Regions from separate parts of the Homo sapiens genome. Here regions 2, 3 and 4 are each linked to region 1. Evidence: read pairs that join two places in POLR2A ChIA-PET (ENCODE). Cell type or tissue: HepG2. All regions are shown on one strand. Each heading gives the region's core, and the rest is flanking DNA. Links, peaks and the distances in the headings are about the cores only. Region 1 overlaps NOX3 (NADPH oxidase 3). Region 2 has its middle 39 kb from the start of NOX3. Region 3 overlaps LOC105378068 (a long non-coding RNA gene). Region 4 has its middle 30 kb from the start of NOX3.

Region 1 (8,012 bases), core at 2,039-7,038:
TATAGAAATTTCTGGTTGCAAAGCCTGAATTAAACTTAAATGGGGAAATGATTACACAGAAAGACTGGTTCTATTCAAATTAGTAGAGTTTGAGTTATATGCATCAAGCAATACCTCAAGTTACTGAGAAATTCTAATGCAGAGATAGTAGAAATAATTTTTTTAGACATGAATGGAATATTCCTAACTTATAAAATCAATATCATCATAGAAATCATCAGGTCAACATAAAAATCTGAGGATAAAGAAAAAGAAGTGATCAATTTATAATTTAGAAATACTTAGAGAGCTTAAGAGGCTGCCTTTGTCAAAACATATCATGTCAGATCAATTTAATTCTCTTTTATGGCAGAATGACAGTCCACAAAGTTAAGAAGCCTTTGAGAAACATAATATATTTTAATTTCAGTAAATGTTTTTGTTCTGTTGTATATGACATGTTATTTATAAGCTAAGGAAGTATGGTATAGTGTACTGTTCACAATAGTTAATTATTATTCACCAGTTCCCAACTGGGAGCTCATATCAACAGGCCGTCACAGGAATTCCTGGTGGAGTTCTTTGGAATCAATAACTTGATTGAAAACCTAAACAAAAGATTTGAGATATTATCAGTGAAATATGTAGATATTACAAGCTACATACCAGTAGTAGTGTCTGGGGCTAAACTTCAAAACAATCTTGAAATATTAGAAAAATTCTAAAAAATTAATCAATATTAGTAGCAAGAATTATAAGATGTGAGGACTACTTTGTAAACATCTTGGGAGTAAAATAGCTGCATAGTATAGAAAGACTGGCGCAATGGGAATTAAAAAAAATCTCAGTTATTTTGTGGGGCAGAAGTTGAGTAGGAGTATAAGTGTTAAGAAGACCACAGACCAAAATGTGGTAGAATAACAAGCATTTGTTAAAAGAGATTGAGAAAGAAATATGAAAGGAAGACAGAAAGGAAGGAAGGCAGAAAGAAGGAAGAAAAGAAAACATAAAATTTATTTGTAAATATATGGCATATAAGCTCTAAGAAAGTCCCTCTTTTGCTCAATACTAGTCACGCTTCTCAATGCATTTTAAAAGGATGTGAAGAGATGGAATTGAATTTGAAAAAGAGTAACAAGATGATGGAAGGGCTTGAATATATATCCTAGGCCAAAAGGTTAAAAATTTAGTATTGTTTGGACCAGAAAAGGGATAGGAAAGGGATGATTTGATTATCATTTTCAAGTATCTAAAGGATTTTTGTGAAAGATAACCTCCATTGGTGATTTCTCCGGTCTACAGAGGATGAACAAAAGCACAAAAGGAGCTTAAGTTTAAAGCAGAAAAGATCAGGTTTGGATATAAGGTGGGTGTCTCTGCCATCAGGGAAATGAAAATTTGAAATGATTTCTAAAGGAGACTTCAAGCCAAGAAGCAGCGTGAGTCTCCGTGTTGGATGTAATGTAGGGAATGGAAACAAGTTTGGGAAAGACAGCCTATGCCAGGGGTCAGCAAGCTCCAGCCCACAGGCCAAATCCAGCTCGCCCCCTGAGTGTGTGGATGGTCGATGTGCGAAAAGTGACTTTTACAATGTTTAAAAATTTCATGTTATAAGAAAATTATATGAAATGTGACTTCAGCGTCCATCAGTAAAATATTATTGGAACACAACTATGCCCATTCATTGACGTTATTGTTTGTGGCAATGTTGGCACTTTACAATGGCAGAGTTCAGTAGTTGAGAGTCGGACCATACAGTGCATAGAGCCTAAAATGATTACTGTTTGGCCCCTTATGGGAAGAGTTTCCCAATCCCTGACCTGTATGATTGCAGCCACTTACACAATGCCTGGACTTGACCTCCAAAGTCTAGAAGCTCTCCTTGTTGTAATAGAAATGAACACCTCTGGGGTCAGCTGATGAATACAAGTGGCACATCTTTTGAAGTGTCCTCGAGAGAGCTTTAGGTCCACAGAAGAACACGCCAATACTGCTGCTGCAGTAGGGGTAAGAAAAGGAAATAAAATGTCACCAGGAGGCAAGGCCAGCCAGAAGCCAAGACAATGATAAGATTAATGAAGTGGTTGTGGCTTTACTTATTTATTTTTCTCCCTCCATGTCGTTTTTTCTTAGATTCTTTTTTTCTACCTACTTTCAGCACCATGCTCTCTCCTAGGTTCCCAGCATCCTCCCCTAAATTAATCAGGGAGGTGGAGCCAAGAAGACTGAGGCTGGAAAGGGGCCATGAAACTGTTGAGGGGTTTTGATACAACACCCTGCAATGTTGGCACTTTACAATGGCAGAGTTCAGTAGTTGAGAGTGGGACCATACAGTCCATAGAGCCTAAAATGATTACTATTTGGCCCCTTATGGGAAGAGTTTCCCAATCCCTGACCTATATGATTGCAGCCACTTACACAATGCCTGGACTTGACCTCCTTTTTGGCCAGGTGACCTTGATTCATGTCTTCTTGGATACGTGACCAGATGTTAACTTCCTGAGAACATAAACCTGGTCTGTTTTATTCCAGCACCTGGAACAGTGCCTGGCATACAGTGGACAATCAACACACATTTGCTGAATGAATGACTAAATGGCTTTCCTGAGTAGTATCTGCGTGGTCTTGGGCAAGTCACTAGACCTCAGTTTCTGCATGTGGAAAAGATGATAAGGACTACGTTGTATGTTTTATCAAAAGCAAGATGAGATAATACATTCAAAAGGGTTTTAAAAAGGTTAGTTATCACTAATATCCTGTTCAGCCCTGCCTTTTTATAGATAATAAAATTAATGCTAAAGTAATAGCAATTTAATTAATTTCTCCTGTTGGAATTACTTTAATTTTCAAAGAAGGCCAGAAGGGAGAGCTGGAAAAGAAAAAGACATTGCTGAAAATATAGTCACCCAAACGTTGTCATCTCTAATCTTGACATTTCAGAAAACTATGTCAGAGAGATACTTTTTGCATATAGTGGCTATCCCAGAGCTGCTCAAATGCCTTGCAACTTAGCCTACATATAAACACCACATCTGCACAGGGTTTCAAAGTTGTTTCTGGAAGTTGGGGTGCATCAGTCTCTATAGAGATTTTTAGAGACCATGTCTTTTTTCTCTTGTCTTGAATATTACTATTCTTTGTAGCATTTTTTCCAATCTCTAGTATAAGCTGAATTAGTTACTCTAGTGTGGATCAAAAGTTCTCAAGCTTTACTGTGCATAAAATCATCTAGGCAGATTGTTGAAATGTAGATTCCTAGGCTCGAATCCAAGGAATGCATGTTTAGTGAGGATCTCGGGTGGTGTTGAGGCAGATCGCCCTGTGAGCCTCACTTTGAGAAACACTGTCATCAAGACATTCTTTGGGCTTCAGGACCAGCTCACTATACCATCTCTGTTTCTTCAGACATGGATCTTGCTGGGAAGTGCCTATAGAGCCTAGTTCTTCTTAGCTCATATGTTAACATGGTTCTCTGCCATGTGTCATAGCCACATTTTAACTGTGTGTTCCAGGACCATCACATCCACAGTAGAAATTGATGGTTCCCCTGCATTTCAAACTCCAGCTTCAAAGGAACTTATCAATGGCTTAATTTACAAATGACAATATGTTTAAAATGTAGCAGTACTACTTTCAAAGAAATCATTCCCATGGCTAAATTTGAGAAAGTAATTTTTCAGAAAATATTTCCCATGGAAAGGTATGAGTTTATGGCTTAATGAAGAGATTTTGAGGTGTTTATGGAAATAAAAGGCAATGGTTAAGAGTGCTCTTGGCTCCACCACTTCGTTGCTGGGTAACTTTGGGCATGTCAATTACCTTCACAAAGCCCCCAGTTTCTCATCTATAAAATGGGGAGAATTATAGAATCTAGCTCCGAGAATCTCTGTGAGGATCAAGCAAGACATTGCAGGTCTGGCCGCTGGTCCTGTGCTTGGCACATGGTGTGCTCTCAGGAATGGCTAGCTTCCTGATATTATTTTCCCACGCGATGGCTATTGGTGTCTGCCTGCTCCGTGAAGCTGAACAGAAGAGGTGGTGCGGGGTGTTAACACAGAGGTGATTATGTAGACTTACTGAGATCAGCACTAGATTTTTGAGCTCTGGACTGAAACATTTTGAATGGTAGATGGATCAGGCGAGACCCTTCCCAGTGAGGAGTCACAGCTTTGCTTTGTGTCTGATGCCCAGAGGTGTCCTTGCATCTATTTTCAAAGATGCTGTTATGGGTGGTGATATTTTTCCATTAGTGTAGATGTCACCAAAGAGATTGCCCACTGGCCCACTCCAATGGGCTAAGACTGCTCTTTCGTTTGCAGCAACAGTAACTGCAGACCTGATGGTGCCCTTTGATGCTCTGCCTTTAAGACTCCATTTCAAAGGATTCTGATTGCTGCTGCCTGGTGTTCTCCTGGTGTCCCCAGCAGTTCACAGCTCCCCTGAGTCTTTTGAAGTTGTGGCTATCACACTGCACAGCTAAGTCCACACTTTACTCAGGGGCCATATCCGCCGTGGTGATGCAATCACCAAAAAGTCTCACAAAGGCCATTTATTATCTACCTTCTGCTAAGGTGGAAAGGTCAGCCCTTCACTGGCTCTCTGTGCATCACTGTCCCCACAGACAGCACAAGCAGTTTGCCTGGCTTACTCTTCTCGGCATTTGTGACTCCAAGTATGGAGAACTTCTTGTCACAAATGCATACTGTGAATCACAGGGCAGAGAATCCAAGCCAAGTGTTTAAGGGACAGATGTGGCAGCTTCCCTTTTTTTTTTTTCTTTTATGAGGCAACGGACAAGTGCAACAGAACCCTAATGGGGTTGGTAAAGAAAAAATTCTTCTATAAAATTTAATTACCCACAATCGCTTGGAATTAAATAGAGATTCTCCGCAAAAGAAGTATAAAAACGCAAGGTGCTATTCTTCAGTTTACAGCCTGCAAGCCACAGAGCTTGCACACGCATGGGGGAGCTGGATCGGGGACAATGTTAATGGCATTGATCAGTCTGGGCTGCTGACTTTGATGAGAAAAGGACAAATTTTACACAAGCTGCAAAGATGGCTAACATTCACAGCATTATTTTTAGCTCTGATAAACAATAAAGAAAATTCTCCTTTCCCTCTCTATGTCTGCTAAATAACTATTGTGCTCTTCTCTGTGGGGTTGGTGCATTTTTCAAAAACAGTTCAGCGATGCCATGCATGAAAGGCATCCAAAATATCACCCACCAGGAGATTTCAGCCCAGCAGATATATGGGCGTGTGGGTGCGCCCGGGAGTGATCCCACCACCTCGCTGAATTCCCAGGTTCTGCTGCCGTGAGCCCTTCTCTCCTTAAATTGTATGTTTGTTTTTATGTGTTGGCTTTTATGCTTGGTAAGTTATAACCCTGTAGGGGCAGACCCTAAACCCTATTTAAAAAAAAGCAAATTACTTTATACCCTGAGTGCATTCTGCAAATAAAATCGATAAACAGAAGCTTCCCGTGGATTTATGGAGGCTTAGAAAGAAGATGAGAGCTACAAACTCTGTATCAGACAATGGACACAACTTCTGGTTAATCCTTTCTAGTGAGTGTTTTTCATTAGAAATGCCTCCAAATGATTCATCACATAATTATATTTTGTACAACACCTTCTTTTTTCAGAACCGCAGATGATAATTGTGCTGGCCAGCTTTTTTTTTTTTTTTAACCTATCTCCCAGTTAATTTGTAGCAGCCTACGACATTACTTTTCTCTGTGTCCTAATTACTCAGTTGCTCATGAGTTGCTGCAGATGTCCCTAACCAGGCTCACTGTTGTGATTCTGCTCCTGCCCACACTCCACAGGCTCTGTTTTCTTTGGCAGCCAGAACTGTGCTGTTCGGACACTTGTCCCAGCTCCCTCATTGGTCTCATGGTGCTGCCACTTGCACATACTGGCCATTTTGCTAGGCTCTGAGGTGCATAGATAAAGTTGCTTATAGCTATAAGCCCTTGAGAAGCTTATGGTCAAATGGGGAAGAAAAATGAAAGCAGATGACTTGTAGCATCCGATCCCAGGGAATGGTAGAGCCATTTTTGCCAACCCTTCCCCACCCCAATAAAACAGTAACATATATATGCCTTCATGCATAAGTAACCAAATATTTTGCCAAACTAATAATTTGATAGATAGGTAATGCCATTGAAGAAATTTTGCAGTATAATGATAAATCCACCCTGTACTCACCCATCTCTCCAATCCCCCCTACCACAAATGGAGTAATTTCAGCAATTTTTATTGAATCTTCACTTGGGTCTAACCAGAGAGATTGATGCCCTCTCATGGGAAGGAACTATGGGAATATGCTGACAATTTCCTCATCATAAGTTTATGGTGTCTTTATTTTTCCCATGAAGCTGTAACTTATCATGTGTTGTATTTCCATTTAAGTCTATTTCTTTGAGTATTCTGAACATTTTAGTCACATAATGAATGTTTAGGATATCCTGTTAGATAAAGGGCCCTGTATGCTATAATCAGAATGCTAATTTCTTAAAAATATCATTTTAAAACATTTTGCACATATGCACATACAAATGAGAATTGAAGGGTGCATACACAAGCAAATGTGGGTCCAGATGGACACATTTACTCAATTTAGTATAAAGGTATTTTCACGTTTCTGAAAACAATAGGTGGTCTAAAATACATTCATGCAATATGGATTAGAAGCCCCCAATCATATGGTAAGTTGACACCTTTCTTCATCGTTAGGTTGGGTTAAACTGTTCTAACAAATGGTAGTACTCTTCTATTTTTTTTTCTTCAAAGTTAAAAGAAATACGTCTACTGAAATTACAAAAAAAAAAAAAAAAATGACCAAACTTTAAAGTTTTTATGGTAATTAATTACATCAAATTTACACCTAAAAGGCGTGGTGAAGTTATTAACAGATAGGTCAAAAGTAGAAAACTACAAATATTATCTGAAGGGTAAGATCAAAGATTTAAGGCCTATGGAAAATTATTTTATTCAATTAATTAAAAGCAACTGATCCACAAATTCAGAAAGCTGAGTATCCGTACAATGTGTGTTTATCAAAAAAGTAACTAGATGTGACAACGGTATTTTTATTTTCATTCTGTCTACCTTCTTGGAAATATTTTCCTGATTTTCTGAACATTTACCTAAAGCTTGTGAACGTATTGACAATGTTTACAAAAAATGCAATACAGTTTCCATTTTTGAAAAAGATACCTTTCTCTAGATTAGTAAGACATAGATGGCAATGAATGTATTTAATTAGCCTACTATATTTTAATTGGGAGAATAATTTTTAATGTTTTTGTTTCATAGTACTTTTCTGTGCTTTATCTAACTGAAATACTATACAATTTTCACATGCATGTGAATTTGAATATATCAATAAAAGGCTTATAATGCATCCACTTAATATTTGTTGACTGTCTTTCAAAACTATACTTGTGTTTTTGTAATATAGCTAATATAATTACCAAAATTAATTACAAACAAAAACAATAGAACACACTTTTCTATTTTCTGTCAGCCTTTGATCTATTTTTAATTTTTCTTCTCTCTCCCTTATTTGTATTCATTTTGATGCCCATCAATTTGTTTCTCTATTACTGTTATTTTTGCAATTTTCTGGTTCCTTTATAGCTTGTACTACTCTCTTTGATCTGCTTCCCTTCAAGCTTTATTTTTGGTCCTGTTTTTCATGTTCTATAAAAAATCTTTTTGCCCCTCTTCACTTTATTCTTTTGATTTAACTCCTTCTTAGAACAAGAACAAACTCCAGCTTTGAGTGAACAGGTAAATATTTTTGAAAGAGTAAGTCCGGAGAATCCTCGGCTTCGTGCTGATGAATAGAAATGGTTGAGAGCCTACTTCAAAGGCCCTCAAGAACAAAGAACCTTTTCTGAGGCCACTAACAAATCCACCAATTTCTTCTGACCCATCTTTGCCAAAAGATATGAGCTAACGACAGGACAGAACCGTCTTGTAAGAGTAGCCAGGCAGGCTTGGGAACAAACATATCCTTGACATA
Region 2 (8,012 bases), core at 1,239-6,238, 95 kb after region 1:
GTAGGCTTTAAGATGGAGGACACCTTGGTGTTTTCTTCAGAACTGAAGTAGCAATGTCTAGAGTTGCCTTTTTCTCTTAGTAGGCACTCAGGAAAATTCTGTCAAAGGAATGTTAAAAAAAAAAGATACTCAAAATGCAAAGTGAATATCAGGTACACAATGGGTCTTCATACCTTTTTATTTTTAACTGATTATATGAGTTTCCAGAAATCTTTCTAGGAATTAGACCTAAATGCCTATCTTATCTTTGAAAAAAAAATTTAAATAGATTTGATTTTATTGTTAGCACATCAACACATATCTATTTCTATTGCTATATTAACAGACTGTAACTGAATCACGTCGACAGTTGCAAAATACTCTGTCTGGGTTACTTTATTAAACTAAAAGAATGGAAGATGCATAAAAAATTCCATTTATACTTGGTGTGTACTAAGTGAGCATCATGGAAAAGTCTAGTTCCTCTTAGGGAAACCACTTAAATGTAGTAGTCAGTTGGAAGGAACTATTGGACTATTATTTAGAGCAATCCTTTCACACTGATCAATGAAGATGAATTTTTGTAGAGTAGCACAATCAGATGTAGCTACATTATGCTTTCATAACATTAGCATTTGTTATATGATTGGAGAAGAGCCCAGAGATCTTGGAAGGTGAAAGGATGGGCCCCTTGAATCTGTTAGTGCTACTTCCACTTGCCCATTCAAAGTGACTGCTTCCAGAGATCCTATGGCATGTTATGCATCCTTGTGCTTTGAGGCCACTGAAATAGTATTAATTTTTTCATGCTGGAGTATGGATTTTTAAAATGCCAAGTTTCATTTAATTATATGGTGAAACCAAACCACACTTCTTCTTAATCAGAAATATTGTGAGGGCAAAGTAGGGAAACCCAATGAATTATAATAAATAATAGTGAGTTTTCCTATAAAACTTACTGAAAGATGCAACAGGTCAACCAATCTATGAACCTCTGGAGGGTAACAAGACAGTAAACTTGACATTGCACAGTATTTGACATACTGTGGTATTTGACATACAGTGAATCATTATTTACATTTTATCCAAAAACATTTACCTGAGAAAAGGTCATGACGTTAAATTTGGAGACATTTACAGCAATTGCCAAATGTTTACTATCTACATGAATGTCATGCTTCTCAGTCAAAAGCAGGTTGATGTGCTAAATGTCAATTATTTCAACTTGTTTGATGGTAGCACAGATTGCCAAGCAACATAAAAAGAGGTTTAATAAATATTATATACACTACTAACCATTAATCTTGCGTAGCAGAGGCTCGAGTTTTACATATAGAGGATTTATGACAAGCAACAGCTCAGGACATTAACGCTCAATTATTACAGTCCTGGATGGTGGCACTACCATTAGCTCCTGGAAGATCACCTTGTTTCTTCTGCTTCTGCTGCCACTTTGGAGGAGGCATCAGAGAGAATGGAATTATTTCAGGAAATAGCACTGTGATTTTTTTTGTGTGTGTTTTCCAGTCCTTTTTAGAATTAGCAGCAAAGGAGGATTACCCAGAGTTATGTTGGTGGGAAATTGAATTGTTCCATTTTTCTAACTGATTATAAGGCATTGTGATACTCTGCAAGAACTCCAAAGACTTCAAGAGAACAGCATACAAATGTTAAGTGGGATACAATAGCACCAATGGAATAAAAAGTGGTGAGGGAGCCAGCAGCAAGGGAAATGTGAATAGTTTCTAGCATGGTTTATCAGCACTAAAACTTGATGAAGGCAAGTATGAACTTTTTTCCTTTTCTTCTAATCGCCACATATGTACATAACAATGGACTCAGTGATATAACCACAAAACTCCCTTGAATTAAGTGATCAAGGTCAATATTCTGAAAAGAGCTAAAATGAACATGCACATATGCCATTTAGTCTTTCTTGATTTCTTTTCATTGGCATCTGAGTCTGAGAATAAACTCAGGTTACTGGCCAATGTTTGATGCTATCTGATAAGCACTTATTGAGCACTACTGGATGCAAGACATGGTACTAGGCTCTGCTATAGGAGAGCATGTAGTCAGGGAGGAAGATGGTAAAACAGTGCAAGTTAGACCATGTACCTATCACAAGAAAGGAAAAAACACAATTCCCCAAGGGTTTAGGAGGAGAAATCATGAGCAGTAGCAAATAAATCTTCATGGAAGCATTCGTGCTAAAGGCGGGTAGGGCACGCTCACATGGAAGCAAGTGTGGAAGAACTCTCAGGCTGGCAGGACACCAGGAGCTGGTGTGAAAAGGGTTGCATCACTGCAGGTGGGCACAATGGTTAGCTTTGCCAAAGTCAGAGGATTTGTGAAGAGAGTGTGGGATGTCAGCCTAAAAATGTAGGATTAAGGTGGCTGGTGAAGAATCTGGAGCACCAGGTAAGTTTGGTTTTTATTCTGGAAGCAAATAGAGTCACTGGAACTCTGAGCAGACCAGAGCTTGCTTGGTGATGTGGTTTGGCTGTGTCCCCACCCAGAGCTCCTATTTAATTGTATTAAATAGCTCCCATAATCCCCAGGTGTCGTAGAAGGGACTGGTGGGAGGTAATTGAATCAGGGGGGCAGGTTTTTCCCATGCTGTACTCATGATAGTGAATAAATCTCATAAGATCTGATGGTTTTATAAAGCGCAGTTCCCCTGCACATGCTCTCTTGCCTGCCACCATGTAAGATGTGACTTTGCTCCTCCTTCGCCTTCCACCATGCTTGTGAGGCCTCCTCTCTGTGAGTCCATTAAACCTCTTTTCTTTACAAATTACCCAGTCTTGGGTATTTCTTCATAGTAGTATGAAAATGGACTAACACACTTGGCAAAGATTAATCTGGGGTGGGGTGTGGATGGGGGGAGGAGGGTCAGGAGAGTGAAAATGGCATTCTGAAAAGAAGAGAAAAAGGGAGACTCAGAGGGGTTGGAATCAGGGCAAGAGGGGCAAGGAGACACACAGTCTTATTTTTAATGGTACATTGGCAAAGACAATCACAAGAAGCAGTGGCATTTCCTTCCTGGGAGATCCTTAACCTCTCACCAGTCAAGGGAGGTTTAAGTGTCCTTCCTTGATAGAAAGACAACTGAGCTAGTGGATCTCTCCATCCTTACAATAAAGGGATTTCTAAAAATGAGTGCAAAAATTTAGTCAGGAGTTTTCTTCCCTTGACTATGTGAGTAATCACAGAAGAATGCTTATGGTAAGCCTCTTACTTCCTACATGCAAATTCAATTCGCCTGAGCTGTTTTGCGGCTTATGCCAGACGTCTTGAGTCATCTCCCCAAGCAAATAATGTAAGCAGTTCTTTCAACATTGAAATGTGGATTTATTCTAGGACCGGAGACATATTACTAGTATTTTCCAGCACTGGCTCTAGGCTAGACAAATAAAGTTTACTTTTAAAAAGGTCAAAAGCACTTTCCAGACTCAAAGTCTCACTCCTTTCAAACTTCTAGGTCACCTGATGCTTGCAACATCATGTACTTATGTTAAATATTGAAGGTCTCTGATAAAATATAATAATATCAGAAAAGGCTAAGTCACTCTGTTATATTCACTTATTAGCCCAAATTAGTCCATATTCACTTATTAGTCCAAATTCACATTATATTTCTTACCAACCACCTAGTAGGGATTTAAAAAAATATTATAGGTAAATGATAGAGAAAGTAAGGGCTCTCCTTGAACAAGTAAGGCAGTGACCAAAAGAAGGCATTGGGAAGAATGGAGTACTTTCAGGAAATAACACCTTGATGTTTTCTTTGTGCTTTCCAGTCAAGTTGATGAATAGATAAGTAAACAAATGGCTTAATTCATAGTTAAAACTAACGCACATACTTACTACCTAATTTTAGCTAGCGTCTTGGGATATTCAATGAATTTGAATGTTATTTTTAATATTTGATTGGCTATATCTGTAAACCATAGACTTCTGTTTCAACTTCAGAGCACGGAACAATGGTTGGAAGTAACAGATGTTTTTTTCCCCACCAGAAGAAAGAAGTATAAGAAAATATACTTCTGCTCCTCAAATAAATAAAGGGTCAGTTCACAAAGTATTGAGTTACCTGAAGCCTGAGTAACCATGGAGTTTGTTTCACTGGTCTGCTGGGTAGATGGGATTTAGATATCAATTGGGTGGCTGGACTAAAGCGATCTTTAAAATTCCTCGCAATTTTGAGATCGTTTGCCAGAAGAGTGCTGAGGACGATAAAGTGATCATATTAAGAACTTAAGCCTGAAGAAAGTGGCTAAAATAACTCAATATGCTTTACATGTCTTAGCTAAGTGATGAATTGGATAGATGCAATACCTCTTGACTGCCAGCTGAAGGGTAAAAAGAAGGATAGGATTATATATAGTGCCAAGAGGAGGTATAATGAGAAATAATACTATGAAATTTACTAAAGGAAACTGAGATCTGAATTAGAAACATTTTTTCAAATTAGAGCTTCAAAATCTAATGTGTTTTGGCACCGTCTCCCAAGGGCAGCCAGAGAAGGCCTTTGAAGAGCTCTGTGCAGCCTTGGTTGGAGCCATTTAAGCAACATGCCCTTTAGAAAATAAAAAGCCTTTCCGGAGGACAGGGGGAAGGGTTGTGCAATTTCTTTCAACACAAAATATTTTGATGTGAGGATTTCTCCTTAGGTTTATCTTCCTCAGACCATTTCTTCTGTAAACAGGCTGCAAGCAGACCCAGGCTTGACACACACAGGCTGCAAATTAAGAAGAATCCTGGGGGAATGCCTGAAACAGCGCTCCAAGCCTGCTCCCTTGTGGTCATGGGGTTAGCAAGACAGCAGCCATGTCTTTGGATAGTTTCTGCCCTCTTTCCTTTTGGAAACTTGGTTTGGAGGAAGCCTAGGCACCTCTGCGTGCCGTTCTTCTCTCCCTTCCCCTTAAGCTAGTACTTCCAATTTTTGTCTGGTGACCCTCAGGCCAGCAGAGGTGGGGAGAGGAGAAGCCTGCCTTTTCCCCTCACGGTTGGAGCTCGGTGTTTCCTGATTATTGAAGCCCACTCGCTTTGCTTTTCCCTCCCTTTTCCCGGGGCCAGATCTGTTCTTCACTTCTCTGGCAAGTACACTCGCCGGCTCACTTGCCTTTTCTGAATCAAAAATGCCACCTCTTCACTTTTGTTTAAAATAGGGAGGCAGCAGCTCAATATATCTGATCAATATTAGGAGCCAAGAACCCCTGGGTCTGAATCAGAGCCCTGGATCTTTCTCACTGTATAACCTAACTTAACAACCATGGACAAATCATGGAAACACTCTAAAGCTCAGATTCTTTATTTGTAAACTGCGGATGTCCTATTTTTCTCACAAACTACCATGGGGATCAAAAGTGATGATATATGTATATGTAGTTTTGGTGGTAAAGTTCTATGTTACTGTTAGTTACTATTGTTCCCAATAAACTGGGTACATCTTTCTTTGGCCTGTTGTATATACAATAACCTCCCAGTGGGACTTTGTCCCTCCTAATAAGATCTAAGTTCCGCAAGAGGGAAAGGATGTTTACTGCCCTATTCTTTAAACCTATAGAAGTGTTCAGAAGGCCATGAGCATCTTTGAGGGCTAAAGAAATCTGAGGGAAGCTAGGAGGTTTATCTATTCTTTGGTAGACAAGGGGCGAAAGAAATCCATGTCCTGTGGCCATGGGAATGGAAGAGGGCAGTACAAGATCAGGACAGGTGGATGAAAGGAAAAAGGGGACTTAGTTTTAGATTTAGGTGCTTCTGGACTTTCTCTGATAGCAGGTATTATAGGCTAAATTGGTGTCCTATCTCCCAAATTGATGTTGAAAGCCTAACCCCCAGTATCTCAAACTGTGGCTGCATTTGGAAACAGGGCCTTTAAAAAGGTAATTAAGTTAAAATGAGATCATTAGGGTGGGCCCTAATCCAGTATAACTGGTGTCCTTCTAAGAACAAGAAATTTGGACACAAACATGTACAGAGGGAAGACCACGTGAAGACACAGAGAAGCATACAAAGGAATGAAGTACTGATGCCTACTGCAATCCACAAGCCACCCAGAACTGTGAGAAAATGGATTTCTATTGTTTCAGTCATTCAGTCTGTGGTTCATTGCTATGGTAGCCCAAGCTACTAATACAGAGGGCTTGGGCTGGTGTAGCTCCATGCTGTCTGGCTGAATAAACCCCACCCTGCCTTCCTAGGGCCTTCTTTCCTCAGGAGTCAGGCATCACCAAAGGTATAGACTTGGCTGTCTTCCTCTTGGCCAGGTGAATACCTGGCAGTGATGTGTTTCTGATACTGCATGTTGTAGTCATGGAAAATATTTGTCTTTGAAGCATCACCCTCTGCCCACGGTATGTAGTTCTACAGGTCTGTAAGAGCACCATTGTGTTCTAGGTACATCATGGTAGACCAGAGGCTGTCCAATGGCCGACATTTAGGTTGTTTCCTTCTGCGTGGCTGGGACTACAGGTGTGCATTACCGTGCTTGACTATTTCATTTTTTGATTTTTAGTACAGATGAGATCTCTTTACGTTGCACAGGTAGGAGAATTGCTTGAGTCCAGGAGTTCGAGACCACCTTGGGCAACATAGCCATACTGTATCTCTAAGACAAGTAATAATAATAATAAAATATTAGCTGGATTTGTTGGCATTCGCCTGTAGTCCTAGCTACCTAGGAGGTTGAGGTGATCACTTGAGCCAGGGAGATAGAGGCTGTGATCACACCACTGCAATCCAGCCTGGGTGACAGACAGAGTGAGACCCTGTCTCAAAAAAAAAAAAAAAAAAAAAAAAGAAGGCAGAATCTTCTGCTTCTGAGGATATAATTGGTGATTTATATCACTAGCCACTGTCCTGTGATATTAACAGGTCTTAACTCTTCACTCATGTTAATAATCCTGAGATGAGGTTCCTCCTCTGGAGTATTGACTCAGAGCTAGCAAATAAGTAATTGTGATCATTCCAAATCACTCACTGCACCTTAGAGAGACGTTTCCGCTCTTTGCAGTTCTTTAGTATCATTCTTAAAGTTTGTTACTAATCTGCTATGCATTAACTAATAATCAGTTATATTATCATCTCCCCAAAGCACAGATGATAATACGTCAATCCTGCTGTTTAGACATTTCAAAACATTTTATTCTCAAAGAAAAGTTAGCTAGGAAGCTAGCTGGGAAGGATAGTTCAAAAGTAACAAGAAAGCCCCTTTTAGAAGGATGAGGTTATTTCCTGGGCAAGATGCAAATACTAACCTGTGTGCTCCACTAACCCACAGTGGACCTCGTGTTCAATGCCTAAAAGAATAATTCAAAGGAAGTTTTCCAATATTCACTGTCAGTTGTGATAGCTTTGACATTGTAGTCATGGTATAAGAGTTAAATAAATTCAAGAGAGAAATATTTATCTAAACTCTCTGGCAATGGTACTGTTATTCTCTTTTGTTAGTGAATAATTGAAAAGGTATCAAATAGCAAAGTTTCAATTATTCATCAAGTTACTTCATTTACTAGACAAATGTCTATAGGCAAATAACTGATACTTGAATTAAAAACTGGCAACATCTCCACAGGTTTGCTTATTGGGTCATCATTGCTTGAATCCTCAAATATAAAAGCTTCATACAAATTGTCTATCAGTGGTTACAGAGGGAGTTTGGTATTTACATTAGTTTTCTATTTCTGCTATAACAAATTACCATGAATTTAGCACTTAAACAATACGCATGTATGATCTCATAGCTCTGAAGGTCTGAGGTCTGGGTAGAGTTTAGCTCAGCTAGATCCTCTGCTTAGAGTCCAGAAGGCTGATTCTTTCTGGACACTGAGAGATGAATCCACTTTTAGGCTCATACAGTTTGTTGGCTGAACTCCGTTCTATGTGGTTATAGGACTGAGGTCTCTATTTTGTTGCTGACTGTCACTTGGGAGCCAGTCTTTGCTCCTAGTCTGCCCATATTGCTTCTTATGCATTCATGTGAGGCCCCTCCAGGAGCAATAGGTTGAGTCACTTTTGTGCTTCAA
Region 3 (8,012 bases), core at 1,794-6,793, 130 kb after region 1:
CCAAAGGCATTGAATTCCTTTTTGTCTACTTCATTCATTGATCCTTTAGTAGCCTTTCTACTCTCCTTATATATTTTTTAGAGAATAAATTTATTTTTAACAATTCTGGATCACTCACCCACATACATTTGTAGAGTTTAAGACTTCTTGGTTGCAATGATTAGAGCTAATATTAGTCAGATCATTTTTCAACTATCTGAAGGCAAACCAATGAGAATCCCTAATTCCTGACTTAATGGGTAAGCCAGTTCAGAGCTCTTTCTGTCTCTCTCTCATACACACACACAGCCTGCCAGTGGGTGTGTAAAAGTCTAGTTTTCTAGTCACAAGTAGAGAGTTGGTTAAACATTATAGGTTTGAAGCACACTTTAACTGATTCAGTAATTTTAGGGGCGCTGGCTGTCAGGAACATAATTGGTTCCTATAAAATTCTATTGCTAGATTACTTGGTTTGGGAAAATTGTTTCCCGATAGGCCATTACTCTTGCAAGGATATCTTATCCAAAGAGAGAAATGACTGATCAAACTTATAACAACTCAATACAGTTAAGTGTAACCTTCAAAGTCTTGGGGTAAACTTATTTATAAAAAAGGAGCAAAACATTATAGATAATTGACTATTTAACTTACCCTTGTTTGCCTCCATCTGTGAAAGGAGCATCTTTGATGGGTTGAGAGTACTAATTGTATCCTAGACTTGCTCATCCCCAACACTGAGGCCCTGAGTCTGTACCCTGACTTGGGGGCTGAACTGGAGCAACTCTTTGCTCTGGGAGAAGAGTTAAAAGGAGTTCACAATGTTCAGGCCCAGCTGTCTTTTGGGAGAGATGTCTGCACTGATTATGGATCCAAACATCAGAGAGGAAGTGACAACTTTTCAGAATCCTTGATTCGAAGTCAAGAAAGCCTAGAAGAACATGCAAGACAACATTCAAGCAGAACCCAGGGATACTATGCAGAAAGTCTTTCAATTTGAATACTTTACTTATTTCTTTACTCATGTGTGTATTTATTGAATAAATAGGTATTAAGGGCTTGTTTTCTGTCAGGCACTGTTCTACGTACTGTGTTTATAGCAATGAAAAAAAAAAAAAAAAAAAAGAAAAAAAAACAGTAAAAAGTCCCTGCCTCTGCAGCTTTACAAATTCTAGTAGGAAACCCTGGAAAGTTTTGAGTAGAGGTGAGATGTAACTTGGTTTATGTTTTAGGAAAACCTCTCTGTCTGCTCTGTTGAAAATGGATTGCATTTATTAAATAGAATGGACTGGTGGACTATCAAAGACACCAGAGTGAGGCCTTCTTTCTGTCCATTTGAGCTTAAGAGTATAGCGTCTCAGACCTAGTTGCTTAAGACTTTAGAACGGTTCACTCAAAACAACACTTTTGATTGACCATCTTATAATAAACCCAATGGTGGAGGAAACTCTTCTCCTGAAGCATTCCTGAAATCTTACCTGAGTAGACCTCTCTTCATGCAGGGTCTCTGCAGGCTGAATGCCTGGTACAGACTACCATAGAAAAGCCTTCCTAAAAATTACAGTAGCTGCTAAATGTCTCTTGAAACTTCGTATCAGCATTTTATTAAAAATTCAGGTCTTGATCTCTCAATATATTAACTTGCATGAGAAATGGATTTGGGGATTAAGGGTAAAGAAGCTAACATTTGTTGATAGCATATAATGTGCCAGACTCTTTATGTACATACTTTCATTTAATCCTCATACCAACAATGTGTGGTGCAGTAGATATTGTTATCCCTAATTCACAAATGTGGAAAATGAGCTCAGAGTGGTTAAGTATTTTCCCCTATCCCATGACTTGACAGTGTTATGAACAGGACTGGGAGACCCAAGATACCTCCTTCTCACAACATAGCTGCTGCTGCTGTCACGTCAATGATGACTACTACTGTACACTGAAGGCACCACTATTTAACTACTCACCATTATTACACCATTTCAAATTAAATGAATGTACAGATTTATGACTTTTGCAACCCTTGCAATTCTGTTATTAGCCTATAATTGAGATCGTTCAAGCATCCTCCATCTTGAATTGCTTGCTGTACAATATCCCTGCCAAAAGTCTGGCTGGCAAAGTTGATAGAGCAGCATAGAAACAACCATTGTCCATTAGGAAGGCTACCTTCAAAAGGACAGAAAATAATAAGTGTTCGCAAGGATGTAGAGAAATTGAAACTCTTATGTACTGTGGGTGAAAATGTAAAATGGTGCAGCCATTATGGAAAGCAGTGTGAAACTTCCTCAAAAAAATCAAAAATAGAATTATCATATGATCCAACAATCTTACTTCTAGGTATATATCCAAAGAAATTGAAAGAATGATTTCACAGAGATATTTGTGCAACATTTTCATTGTAGCACCATTTACAATAGCCAAGAGGTAGAAGCAGTCCAAATGTTCGTCAATGGATGAATGGGCAAATAAAATGTGGTATATACACAGAATGGACTATTATTCAGCATTAAAAGGAGAAAATTTAAAAAGCACAAATACTGTATAATTCCACTCATATGAGGCATTTAAGATAGTCAAAAGCATAGAAAGAAAGTAAAATGGTGGTTGCCAAGGGTTGAGGGAAAAGGTGTTTAATGGGTAAAGTTTCAGTTTTGCAAGATGAAAAGTGCTACAGATATATTGCACAACAATGGGAATGTACTTAAGACCACAGAACTATACACTTAAATGGTTAAGATGGTAAATGTAATCGCATGTGCTTTTTACCGCGATAAAAAATATTCAAGGAAGAAAGGTTATCTACTGATTAGTACCTAATCACCATTGCCACTTGAAAATCCAAGACAAGAATTAGCAATATATTTTTATCTTAGTTGACAGTAGGATCTTGGATAATTAATATTTGTTGGTGGTTTATTTTTAGGGACAAGAAACATCATTATAGATGCTTCTCCTGTATCATCTCTCTTTCAAACAACTGATATTTGATGGTGTATCTAAATTCATTCCTTTTGGTATGATATGGCTTTCTTTTGGCATTGGTGGTATTTTAATGGGCAAAATAAGTAATAAGGCACTTGTTATTTAAAAATTAGAAGTGAGCATTCTAGTCATCCATTTCTTCAAATTTTCTAAGCTCTACCCTTCTTCCAAGTTAGGTCACCCAAATGCTATATGCCTGGAGAATATTAGTGTTTCCCTTTCTGTAGAAGTGGTTCGACAAATTCCCAATACATTAACATGTTTTTGACCTTTATCCAGGGTCAATCTAAGAAATGGCTTTATGAAGAATACCTCTCTATCATTTGTAAAATTGCTATTAAACACAATGTTAATTTATGTTTCTTATAAAACACACTTGCATTCAATCTCTCTGATTTTTTTTATTTTTTATTTTTTAGTTTGGGAATGTTTGTCTATTTTTCTTATGTGACTATATTCTTCATTTATTATAAAATGAGAATGATATCACCCATTCTGTTTTCTCTTTACCTAGCCTCTAGGAAATCCAGAGTCTATGTTTATATGAAATTTAATAATTATTTAGCCCAGATTTCTGGCATCATTACCAACATCATCACTATTAAGCATTACATCATTGCTTTGTATTTCTTTGTGAATGAACTTTAATCCTGTTACGGATTTAACTGTAATTTCTGAGCTTGTATTCCTTATCAAACAGCAGGGAAGTCTCCCAATTTGTCATTGGAAGGCTTTTCACTTCTGTGCTATTACCTATTGAAGCATTTCTCAAATGTTTAAAAACTGTCCCTAAAGGCAGAAAGAATGAATGAAAATCCTGAAGGGGTTTGGGAGTGTATCTCAAGTAGCTCAGTGCTGGCATAATATTTCTTTGTATTTTATGTTTTATCTCCTCCAAAAACACATCTGCATTTTTTAGAGATAAAAAGATAATTTTTAAATCACTTATCAGTCAACATACTTACCTTTTCCTTTTTAAATCTTTGAGTAAAATTAATACTCAAGGTAGATGTACTATTTTTATCTTGTGACTTTGAAACCCCTTTGATTCCTGACACTAAATGTAACACAAGAGAGACATTGAGAGCTGAAAGTAAACCTGCAAATAACCTTTCCCAATCCCTTCATTTCCTGTGTAATGAAACTTGGGTACAGAAAAGTTCAACCAAGATCTCCCAGAATAGATTTTGTTTCTGGTCTCCTGGGCCAAAGGACTTCCTGTTACATCACATGCCTCATTCTATGGCCTTGCAGCCTAATGAATCATACAAGAAGGCAGGATCAGATGATCTGCAGCTCCCTTTCCAGCCCTACTATTTTGTTTTTGTGCTTCTGAAAGCCATGACTACACTGAGCTCAATAATATAAGTGGAGTTAAAAATAATTAAAGACGTCAATAGCTGTCATGAAGATGCCCAATATTGTGTAAAGTAGTTTGCATCCTAAACACACGACTCACATGAGAATATTTTGAAGGATGCAGCAATGCTCCTAGAACACTCTGTACACAGAGGTGGGTGAAAGTTTGCATTTAAATTTCAACGTTCTGTTCACCTCTATTTTTATATCAGAATGTAAATGTCACAAAGACAGATATCATCAACAGGGGGATATTGTTTGTACGTATCAGTTTCTGGATATAGATTCAGGTCCCTGAGTTATTATTCTTTAGTTAGTGCTGTCCAATAGAGCTTTCTGGGGTCATGAAATGTTTAATATCTGCTCTGTACAGTATGGTGGCCACGAGCCTCATGCGGCTATTGAACACATGAAATGTGGCTAGTGCAACCAAAGATCTGAATTTTATTATTTATTTATTTATTTTTATTTACTTATTATTATTATTATTTTTTGAGGTGGAGTCTTGTCTTGCTCTGTTACCCAGGATGGAGTGCAGTGGCACGATCTCGGCTCACTGAAACCTCCGCTTCCTGGGTTCAAGTGATTCTCCTGCCTCAGCCTCCCAAGTAGCTGGGACCACAGGCGCCTGCCACCTCACCCAGCTAATTTTTGTATTTTTAATAGAGACAGGGTTTCATCATGTTGACCCGGCTGGTCTCCAACTCCTGACCTCAAGTGATCCACCCGCCTAGGCCTCCCAAAGCGCTGGGATTACAGGATGAGCCACTGCACCTGGCCTGAAGATCTGAATCTTAAAAGTTAAGTGTAATAAATGTAAATAGCACATATGGCTTCTGGTGACTGTATTGGACAGTGCAGCCTCTGGGTCTTATAAAAGAGGAGAGATATAGAATTGGAGGAATGAGGTGATCAACTTTCAAAACACAGATACGAAGAACAGGCAAGTCATTTTCTTTTACTTCAAGTCTTTCCAAAGATATCAAATTAATCATTGTTAATCATATTAAGAAATATCTCAGGAGAGGAAAAATATTTATCTTTTTCTTAAAAAAAAGACAATTTAGTGACAGTCATAAAATTAACTGCTTTAAAACGGGGGAAAAAAGTGAACACTAATGCCATCTTGTGGATTCTGGATGCTGGGACATGCTCAGGTTTTGTGAACGTGTGTTCAGTGACAAGCCATGAAGTCCAGAGAGTAGTCACATTTGCCTTTCAGTTATATATTTTGAATGTGTTTGCATGAATTATAGCCAGAGGGCTTCAAAGAATATCCACACATTAAAAATCAATCTTGAAAAAATAAATAATCTTTTATTCTTGATTGACTTGAATGGCTGATAAAGGATGGGCAACTATCTGAATTCAGTAACAATGAGTTTTTGAAAAAAAAAATCATAGTTGGCGCCTGTTTGGGTTCATTTCTATAACAATAATTTAAAACATTTTCCCAATGTCTTCCTTTACCTCTTTAAAGTATCATGGAAAATAAAAAGGAGATACAAAAAAGTGCTTAGAAATTTTCAAGATCCTTGAATCAAAACAGAACTATCTTTCTATATTTTATATATCTGAAAATGTTTTTGATTGTCATGTATAGTTATATTTGCTTCATCACATACCAACACACACACACACACACACACACACACACACACACACACTCCTGCAGTTATTCAGTTCCCTTTTCTCATCTCATATTCCTGTCATTAAATGAGTTGTACGGCCCTCTAGGACAAGAACTCTGCCTTTGGTACCATAGTGCTTGTCAAATATTAAGTGTAATTTACACTTATTAATTGATTTGTCTTCTGGATCTCCTTCTGCTAAGGCTCTCACAGATACTCTCCTGGCACAAACAAGGATATAGGAATTGTTTTTATCCTATAAAATGCTTATCTGATAAAGTTAAAAGGTAATAAAAATGATTTTACATACATGATGGCGATAAGGAGGAAAAATCCTGCACGTGTAATTATGATGAGGCATAAGGAAGAAGAGATGATGATGTATACTTTTTTTCTTTCTATCTGGCCCAAAATGGTGCTGATGATTTGTATTGGAGACATCTTTTAAATATAGTATTAATAAATAGACTTTAAATTATTTGTTTGGAAATTTAAATGTCATCATTGTGTTAGGGTGTTCAATAAGCCTAAATTTGAAGGGAGGACATTGTAATTAATGATGAATTCAGAATTCTGAATTTAGAATTCTGGAAATTTAATCTAGAAAGTAATAAATCATGTGTATTGATGTATCCATGAGGCAGAGATTGAAGAGAGGAGAGGAGAGGAGGGACATCAGAAGCTCAAGCATCAAAAGATTATTTGTCTCCAAAAAAGAATTTATTGGTGCTATAAAGTGGAACAGGAAGACACAATACTGTTCTATAGAAAGAAATTGAGGATTTTGAACATATTGTGATGAACATAAAGTGCAATGTGTGCTGTAAAAGATAAAAACATCAAGTCTGAGGCAGCAAGTCCAATAGAAATGGATTAGGAAGAGTAGCTAAAGCTGTAATAAGAGACACGGTCATTTAGGTTCACCGGTGGAATCAGGAGAAAAGAGCTTCCTAGATCATTGACATAAAAAGAGACTAGAAGGCTTAGCTTTTGCTGGGAATAGGAGAACATATAGACCCAGAAAAAGATATCTGAGAAATAAGAGACAAATCAAGTGTAATTCTCAAGATATAGAGAAGACAGCAATATTAAAGATACTAAAGCTGACAATAATAAAGTTTACCATGTGAAAACCAGGATCATTTCAAATGAAAGGAGAGAGTTCTTTCCCTGCCTTATATCCTGTTTCAGGAATAAATTTATTTTCCAAACATAGGTCAATAAAATAATAGTAACAGATTTTAAAGGTTTGTACACCAAGAACTTAAAAGGAACATAACTTATATTGGGAGACATTCATGAAAGGAAACTCAATGTTAGTATATGTAAATTCATTTTTTTTCCTGCTGGAATAAAAGTAAAAATGGTAAAGGCAGTGAGGAAAATTTATCTTTATCATATATGTTTAAAAGAAAAAAATTAATCATTTCATTTATGGCAATATGGCAGACTAGATGATTTGAAAACTTACCTGCAACTAACATCTAGACATGTAGGATAACATATAACAAAAGTTATTCGAAATATAGAGCTGAATTTGAAAGAAAACATGATATAGTGGCCAGAAAGTAAGAAGGAAATGAAAATCACTCTAGTAAGTGTGAGCTGAAACTGTGTAACCCTGGAGTATTTGACTGTCACAGAAACACTTGTATAGAGATAAGAAAAATTGGGAGTTAGCAGGGAAGAGAGGTGGAATTGATATAGATTATAGCGTCATAAAGCCAAGACCCTTAAAGGGCTATGTGCTTAGTGAAACGTAATCTTAGAAAAGTTCTACATATCAGCTCCGAAAGATGATGAAGATGATTGTGTGTCTCAGACTCAACCCTGGGAATTAATAAACTTAGGCATAGCTTCACAGTGATTTGGGGACTGAATTTAGATTGTCTGTATTGTCTGGAAACCTCAAGTTAAGAGATGAACATAAAATGACTCTAGGCTGCTGATAGTCCTGGGACTCCTCGCAGAGAAAAAAATCACAAGGAATACTTTAAAAATCCAGATGATAAGATAGATATTTCATTGATAAAGATCCTATCAATCATCCAAATAATGAAC
Region 4 (8,012 bases), core at 1,941-6,940, 87 kb after region 1:
TTCCTAAAGGGGCTTACTTATTTGTTTTGGATTAAGTGAATCTACCAATAGACAAATGGTCACAAAGCTAATATCAGACCAAACAGTTTGGGTTTGATCTTAGAGGCAATTAAAAATCATTGATAAATTTTAAAGCAGCAGACTGAAATGATTATAGATGTATTTTTGGAAAGATAACTCGAACCAGAGTTTAAGAGATGGATAATAGGTGAGACAGATCATAAAGAGACAAGATAAAAATATGGCAAAGCTAATATTTATTGAGTTTGAAGGGGACTAAAATATTCTACCCCCAAAATATGTCATTTTGGCATAAGGATCATTTCGAGCACTTATTTTGCTGCAACTGAAGGAATAGCAGACACAGGAAAGGCTCTAAGAACATAAATATGTATGGAACTAAATATTTTTTTCCCCTCTTGTTAATATGTCTTTCATCAGTTTAATTTGCCAGCCACCAGTAACTGAACCTAAGAGGGTAGAGGAAAAAAAGTTTTTCTTCTCCTATCATTTCATACTATTTTCCAGGCACTGAGGTATGGACTTTACATGCATTGTCTCACTTAATGCACACACTAGCCTGCGAGAAAGGTTTTATTATCATGCCCCATTCGCTAGGAGGAAGACTGAGGATTAGAGAGATTTAGTAACTTGCATGGAGTCACAAAGCAGGTTAATACTGGAGCACTAATGCCAGGAAGAAATTGTGAAGCCTTGAACTAAAGGTTTGGGTGGTAGAGGAGGGAAAGGAAAAACGAATTCAAAGGTTAAAGGAACAGAACTTGGCATCATAAAGGATGGGGCGACAGTGAGGCTAGGGGATTGATATGGTGGTGGTTCAGGAGCTCGAGGTTGCCAAGGCTCGGGGGTTGATATGGTGGTTCAGGAGCTCGAGGTTGCCAAGGCTCAGGGGTTGATATGGTGGTTCAGGAGCTCGAGGTTGCCATCCTGAGCACGTCCATTCATCTTGGTAGGTTTAACAACTGAAAGCTTTGGCCCCACTCAATTATCTGCTTCTAGATAGAACTCATCATTTTACATAAGTTTCCATTGACATTTAGGGACTTACTGTTCCCTGCCTCCACCTTGAAATTATCACTGTTTTCTTCCATCTGTTCACATTATGTAAATTGTGTCAATGCTTCAAGACCTGTATTTCAAGTATTATCTCTTCCATGAAACCTTTCTTCTAATTTTAGTCAATACAGACTCTCTCTCTATTCCTTAGGATGTATTATATACATCCAAAAATTTAGGCAGGTGATCCCAAGTTGTAGCTCATACTGTTTAAGTACATAAACTTCAGAACTGGAAAGACTATTGGCTCAAGTTGTTACCTGTTGACTTGGGCAATGCTATGTTTGGAATGTTTATGTCTCCCCCAGATTTGTATGTTAAAATTCACCACAAAGTGATGGTATTAGGAGGTGGAGACTTTAGAAGGTAATTAGATCACAGAGGTAGAGCCTGAACCCTCATGCATGGGATTAATGCCCTTACAAAGGAGACCCTAGAGAGGCCCCTTCCTCCTTCTGCCAGGTGAAGTTGGAGTAAGAAGACGACTGTTTGTAAGGAAGTGGACCCTCACCAGATTCCGAATCTGTTGGCATGTGACCTTGGACTTCCCTGCCTCCAGACCTGTGAGAAATACATTTCTGTTGTCCATAAGCTACTCCATTTATGGTATTTTGTTATAGTCCTGAGTGGACTAACACAGGCAAGGTAACTAACTGCTTTGAGCTGAGCTTTTCTTAGCTGTGCAATGGACTATCAATGACAATGAGTATGAAGTATAGTGAACTTTAAATAAAGTGGATAAAATGCTTAGCACCTTGCCTGACACAGCACTTTCTAAATGTTGGCTACTACCACCTTTCTTATGAAATGCTGATGTGTATCTCAGTGTTCTCATAGTGTTCTGCTTTGTACTTGCATGCTTTGGCTTCCCAGGAACAATGTAATTATCTCAAGGGCAGGGAAAGTGCTCAGCACATCTGGCAAATGACTGAACACTCAATAAGTGCTGAATGAACGGATGATTGCACAACTTCTTTTGCATTTCATTCAGGGGCTAGCATAATATTGGACTCATACTAGACACTTAATAAACACTACTTGAGTGTTTTAAAATTATTATTAAAAAAACAATGATGAGCATGATCTTATGCCTGATTAACCTAATTGAATGGAACTCCAAATATATTGTAACCAAAGGAATTTTCTCTAAGTTTCATAGCAGCAGAACATTCTGCTGATGCTGATGCCTTTTCTTGGTATCATTACCATCAGTGTGAATATCTTCATCTAGAAATTGATATTTCTTTCATATGTTTGCCTTTGTTAGAACTTGAAGGATGGAGTTCCTTGGTTTGTCAAGAGGATGTAACAGAATTCCTCCCTTCCTCTCTCCCTCTGATTCCTGCTTCTGTCTCTCCCTTTTGTCCTTTCTTCTCCATTTCACAAATGTATAGCACAGGTCTACCATGTGCAAAGCACTGTACCAGCACTGAGGACCCAAAGAAGAACATGAAGATTAAAAGGAGCAAGATACAATCACCAGCTCAAGAAGCTTATAATTTGGGGTAGGGCACAGACCAGTAAATAGACAATTACAGAGCAATATAATAGAAGAAAACACAGTGTTATGAGGCAAACATAAGGACCACTAACTGAAGATTCATTACATCATTTTCTGTCATCCTAGATGTATTCAAGATGTAATTCTCTTAGAGTATTAAGTTAATGTAAAAAACGCATCATTGTGACCTTCAATCTAGAAGATGTAGGGCAAAATTAGGCTGGAGCATCTTTTTCTCCTGTGACATTATACATCTGATTTCACTGAAATATGGTACACAATTACTGGAAACGAGTGCCTGTAAAAGTCCATAAAACCAAGTGACTTTTCAAGATATAACAAAGGTAAAAGGCTACTGGCATCACTGTCTATGAATCATCTCATTATCAATATTCTAGACTTTGAAGTGAAATAATAAAAAGTTTACTTAAAGCAACAGCATCAAATAATTAAGCAATTCTTTCGTATTTAATACTAATATTTCAGAAACAGGACTCCAGAGTATTTCCAGATGTGCATATGCTGATTGATTTTTAGGTTTATCATCCTTCATTTTATAACAGAAATGATTTCTTATACATTGATAGAACGTAGTGTGATTGTAGTGACATTTTTCACCTTGACATTAACTGAAAACATGGTGTAAATGGAAAATTATAGAGGTAGCAAGGCAAAGGTTACAACACGTGTGAAAACATTTTTGTTTATTTGTATGCTGTATTTCATTATCTGCTGTGTTTACTTCTTTTTTAATGTGTTAATTCATATCATTAAGTAAATGTCTCCACATATTCATAAATGTATCCCATATTCCTAATGCTAGAGAATATCACCAATGTATCTGACTTATTACAAGTCAACAGCTACGTATGTATTTGTGCTGCCACCCCTGTGACAAACTATAAACTTGGTATTATTACAGTAGCCATTTATGGAAAATGGAATAATTATGCCGCTGCTTTAAATTATAGGCAGAGTTCTCACTGGAACCATAAACTGCTAATAAGGGTTACATCCATTAAGCGTTAATCAGGCTTTTCTTTCTGCAGTGAGTTGGCATTTCCGTATCTATAAATTTATTTACATAAGAAATTGAAAGCAATCGATGAAGGCTACTGGAACAAGGACCTTCAAATCTCATGAAGTTGTTATCTGCATCATTGAAGATGGCATGGTCCTAAATCTGCTCCCAGTGAGGCTCTTAATGAGTTGTCCTTGGACCCTGACCTGGCCTCACGATCAGTGAAACCAACTTGGTTTTCTGTTACTTTATGCTATTTTCTGAGTCAGATTTGCTAGGTTCCTATTTTGATCTGGCTTGGCGAGCCAATTAAGGGCAGCAGAATCTAGCTGAGACAGTATGCCTTAGCCCTTTAGATCACAGAGGTCAATGGTAAGGGCTCTGGAGTCACATTGCCAGGGATCAGAACCTAATCTATCACTTGCTAGTAATATCATCTTGAGCAAGTTCTCTCTGAACTTCTCTTTCTTCAACACTAGAGCAATAATTGAATCCACCTTTTAGTTTTGTGCAGAGGATAAAGTTGAGAAAGTGTGTGTATATACATGACACTTGACAAGGGCCTAGAACACAGTAAGTGCTCAACAAATGTCAGCTATTGCGAGACTCACACTTTTCAATTGTTAAGATCGATATAAACATGTCAATTAGGTTTGTCCTCTCAGATCCTTATTCTGGTGATCTTAGTCACTTTCTTAGACTAGTGTGAAAATGTATACATCTAATAGAGTAATTGGTGGTAGACATGTAATAGCTCTGAATAGCGTTAGCAAAATGACACAGATATTCCTTTTCAAATTTTAACAAAGTATTCACAATAATTGCCCTGTAGGTGAAAACAAGAGACAAAGGTTAGAAAACATCGCTTTCAAAACAGCAGTTTCAAGGTTAGAGATGCAGTAAAAACTAGTCCTATGAACCGCCAATAAAAATGAAACAATGAACATAGGAAATATAAAGTAGCTAGTATTCTTTGTAATGGACACAAAAAATTGAGTTTTACCTAGTTTCGTTTTGTAAAATATCAACATTAGATTCCTCTGTATTGATCATGGGGTCCTTCCCATTTTCATTCAAGGTTGGCAAATAATTTCATGTATACAAAACTGCTTTGGTTTTCTAAGGTCATAGACATGGATACGGTCTGGTGGAGAGAACATTAGAGTAGAAGAGAGCAGCCCTGCATTCTTACCTAATCTTTTCCTCTAAATAGCTATGTGATAATCTACTGACCCACTCAGGTTGCCCAATGTACAATAAAGGTGCTAGAGTAAATTCTCTTTGAAGGTCCCGTCTATCTCTGATGTTCTGTAAGCAAGGAAATTATTAGGATGTCAATACAGATTTGCAGTTGCAAAAAACCCTTATCTATTTAAGGTCCAAGCCTCTCTTTGGTGGTGTAATGGTGTGTGTTTACACTGACTTGTTCTTGTTCTCACATTTGCAGCATGGCTTATGGCAGAGGAGTTGGGGAAAACCGTCACACTAGAAATATTCAAAATTACAGTCTATTTAAAATAATTAAACAATAGCTCTGTATTGCGCTATTGTGTTTGCATTTAGAATAGAATAGCTATTTAATCTGTATAACAATTTGAAACTAATGATGGTTAAATCACCTAATACTGCTTGATACCAATACAAATTAATATGAAGTTTAACTCCATTTGTAGGAACCTTAGTGTCTCAAGGCACTTGTATTAGATCTCCTCTAGAAAATGATTTAAAAACATTCTGACATCAAATCCTTCTTGACTTTGGGGACTGAATTTCAAAGTACAAGTATTTTCATTATATTGGATCATAAATCTCCTCCATAGGAAGTGTTGTTTCCTTAGATTCTAGCTTTTGGCTTATGCTTCTAAAAACAATTATACTAATAAAAATGTCTAAGCAGAGAAGAGGCCAGAGGAGCAAGTATATTAGAAGCCAGAACAGGACTTTTTGTTTTTTTTTGTGACAGACAGAGAGGAATAGACAGACACCTCTTTGGCATTCAGCATTATAAAACACAAGATTAATGCAGTTCTCAATAAGAAGGCTAAGTGCATAAAATAAAAGAGATGACCATTATCCATCTCAGTGGATATGCCTCCAACTTACGAATCCCAACAATACATAAAAAATACATGATGTTATTAGGTGGTGGAAGCTGGCAATATATTGTCCATAACTTATTTATATAAGGCTGTCCGGAGTAGCAGTGTTTAACTCTGCTGGGTACGCAGATAGGAGGTGGGGCTTGAGTCGTTGTTTGCTAAGTCAGAGGGTAATCCATAAATACTCCTTGAAAAGAGATGAAACTTGGGACTTCTTAACCTGTCTGTCATTATATCCTGGACCAATTCTCAGTTTTCTTACAAGCTTATACTGAGCTGACAAAACAAGAATTGTCTAATCGTTTTGTCTAAATTTTGTACTCAGTTGTTTACCTCACTGATAGGTTTATTATTAATTAATTATTTTTTGAGAAGGGTATCACTCCCATTGCTCAGGCTGGAGTGCAGTGGTGTGATCTCGGCTCACTGCAGCCTCTACCTCCCAGGCTCAAGTGATCCTCCCAACTCAGCCACCTGAGCAGCTAGGACCACAGGTGCACACCGCTACACCGGGCTAATTTTTTGTATTTTTTGTAGAGGCAGGGTTTCAGCATGTTGGCCAGGCTGGTCTCTAACTGCTGAGCTCAAGCAATCCACCCTCATTGGCCTCCCAAAGTGCTGGGATTACAGGCATGTAATCCGCCCTTATTGGCCTCCCGAAGTGCTGGGATTACAGGCATGAGCCACCATGCCAGGCCTCATAGATAGATTTATTAATTGAACAAATGTCACCAAAATTAGGAACTGGTGGTTGAAGTCGATCATAGAGCTATCTGAAAGGACTGCTGCTGTCTCTGTAGCTAAGATAGTGGAGCCGATTTGGGACTTCCCCAGGAGTAGGTATGGTTGGGATATCAGTAGTCTCAACAGAGGGAGGTTGTATGCCATTTGGGAGGGTCCATTGGCATTGATAAGAAAGGTAAAGGAAACAAAGTTCAGCCACAGGGAATCCTGAATCTAGATGTTTAGGGATCTTAGAGCCCTGACAGAGACAGCACACAGTCAGACTAAGGTCACTCATGGGAGGTGTATTCTTTGGACAGTTAGGAGAATTCATGGTGATGTCTACTATTTTCTGTCTCTCCATTCTGAACATTGTATTTCCATGACTACCTCTGAAGTTTTGTCTACATGTAAACTACTTTCACTCCAAAAACAAAAAACAATTTCTGGTTTTAAAGATTTTAACAAAAAAAGATTTTAATTTTTATTTAAGTAGTCATAATAATGAGTGGATAAGGCCCCCAAAATGCCCATAAAAATTGCTAAATGTTTCTGCAAAAAGTACTCCATCCAGAGCTGCTTCTCACCGTTCATCCCTTCACTGTCTCTTTTTGTGGGGACTAAAAGTTTCCCATTAGTACATAACAGACAGTCATTAAACTTTAAACGTGAACACACTCTCCCAATCTATTTGGTAGGAATAGCACATGTCTTTTCAGGTCATCAATTTACAGGGAAGTTAGATCATCTTTTTTCTGGGATACTGTGCAATTGATTTCTCAAAGGTCACCAATGAACTCCTCCAAGTGAATTGAATTTAAAATTTAGCTTAGCCTTAAAGGGCATTGCAGTTCAATGGTCTAAATCAGGGATTAACAATTAAATGCCTGTTTTTCTGGCATACTGGTGACATGAGAGATTTCATGGATGTCCAGGGTCAGCAAGGGGTACCAACTTTTGCTTCTGGTTATGTGTATATTTTTTGCACATGATGTGAGATATATCTGTAGCTTTAAAAATAAATATATCTGGAGAATTTTAAGAGTATTGGACTTTATAATTTAATATGATTTATTCTACTTAGTTAACTAGAACCCCATTTGCCTGCTGAGTTGAGTTGCACCAGGGTGGCAATCTTAACCAGTAGTACTTGTTAGGATCTATTTATGAATCCGCAGGTGTAACCTCCATGCTGGGACATTCTGATTTTTTAGAGCTCTGGATAGTATATTTTGACAAAGTTCTCTGGTGATTACAATAAACAATAGTGTCATACACCTATGTGTGTATATGTATGTACATATATTTATACACATAGATAAATACGTATTTTTCACTTTACAATGTACTGCAGAAATCTTACAACATCAGTGCACATGGTAAGCTCATTCTTTTTAATGGCTGCACTGACTCATTAACTTGATGAACATTTTAAGAGCATGTTTCTTTACCTCTCTGTGCCTAATAAATTTTTCATCTGTAAAGTGGGGGTAATAGCAATACGTACCTTATAAGGTTGTTGTGAGGATTCAATGTATTCATGTACGCAAAAGACTCAGAAATAGATCTAGAAGCTAATAGGCATTATACA

The links. ChIA-PET counts read pairs that join two places held together with the same protein. Peaks named below come from ENCODE experiments on the same cell type or tissue, not always from the same donor. Only the 100,000 strongest peaks of a DNase experiment are listed, where the experiment ranks them.
Region 2: POLR2A ChIA-PET joins it to region 1 with 18 read pairs; 6 of 35 experiments call an interaction of 5 or more read pairs at or near these places.
Region 3: POLR2A ChIA-PET joins it to region 1 with 12 read pairs; 5 of 35 experiments call an interaction of 5 or more read pairs at or near these places.
Region 4: POLR2A ChIA-PET joins it to region 1 with 41 read pairs; 4 of 35 experiments call an interaction of 5 or more read pairs at or near these places.

The regions. Positions count from the first base shown.
Region 1 is chr6:155,394,988-155,402,999 of GRCh38, forward strand. NOX3 (NADPH oxidase 3) reads right to left here. Exons shown (of 14, transcript NM_015718.3): 13 at 1,822-1,975; 14 at 381-587. The coding sequence ends at 1,849. Among named protein-coding and RNA genes, the nearest start is that of NOX3, 57 kb to the right of the region's middle. In HepG2, for the core only: no CTCF peak of the experiment used is centred there; a DNase peak (open chromatin) is centred at 4,474.
Region 2 is chr6:155,490,546-155,498,557 of GRCh38, forward strand. No RefSeq gene overlaps it. Among named protein-coding and RNA genes, the nearest start is that of NOX3, 39 kb to the left of the region's middle. In HepG2, for the core only: a CTCF peak has its summit at 4,775 (motif pointing left); DNase peaks (open chromatin) are centred at 3,266 and 4,666.
Region 3 is chr6:155,524,983-155,532,994 of GRCh38, forward strand. It overlaps LOC105378068 (a long non-coding RNA gene), which reads left to right. Exons shown (of 3, transcript NR_134597.1): 3 at 656-1,036. Among named protein-coding and RNA genes, the nearest start is that of NOX3, 73 kb to the left of the region's middle. In HepG2, for the core only: a CTCF peak has its summit at 5,450 (motif pointing left); DNase peaks (open chromatin) are centred at 4,149 and 5,459.
Region 4 is chr6:155,482,115-155,490,126 of GRCh38, forward strand. No RefSeq gene overlaps it. Among named protein-coding and RNA genes, the nearest start is that of NOX3, 30 kb to the left of the region's middle. In HepG2, for the core only: no CTCF peak of the experiment used is centred there; DNase peaks (open chromatin) are centred at 4,877 and 5,847.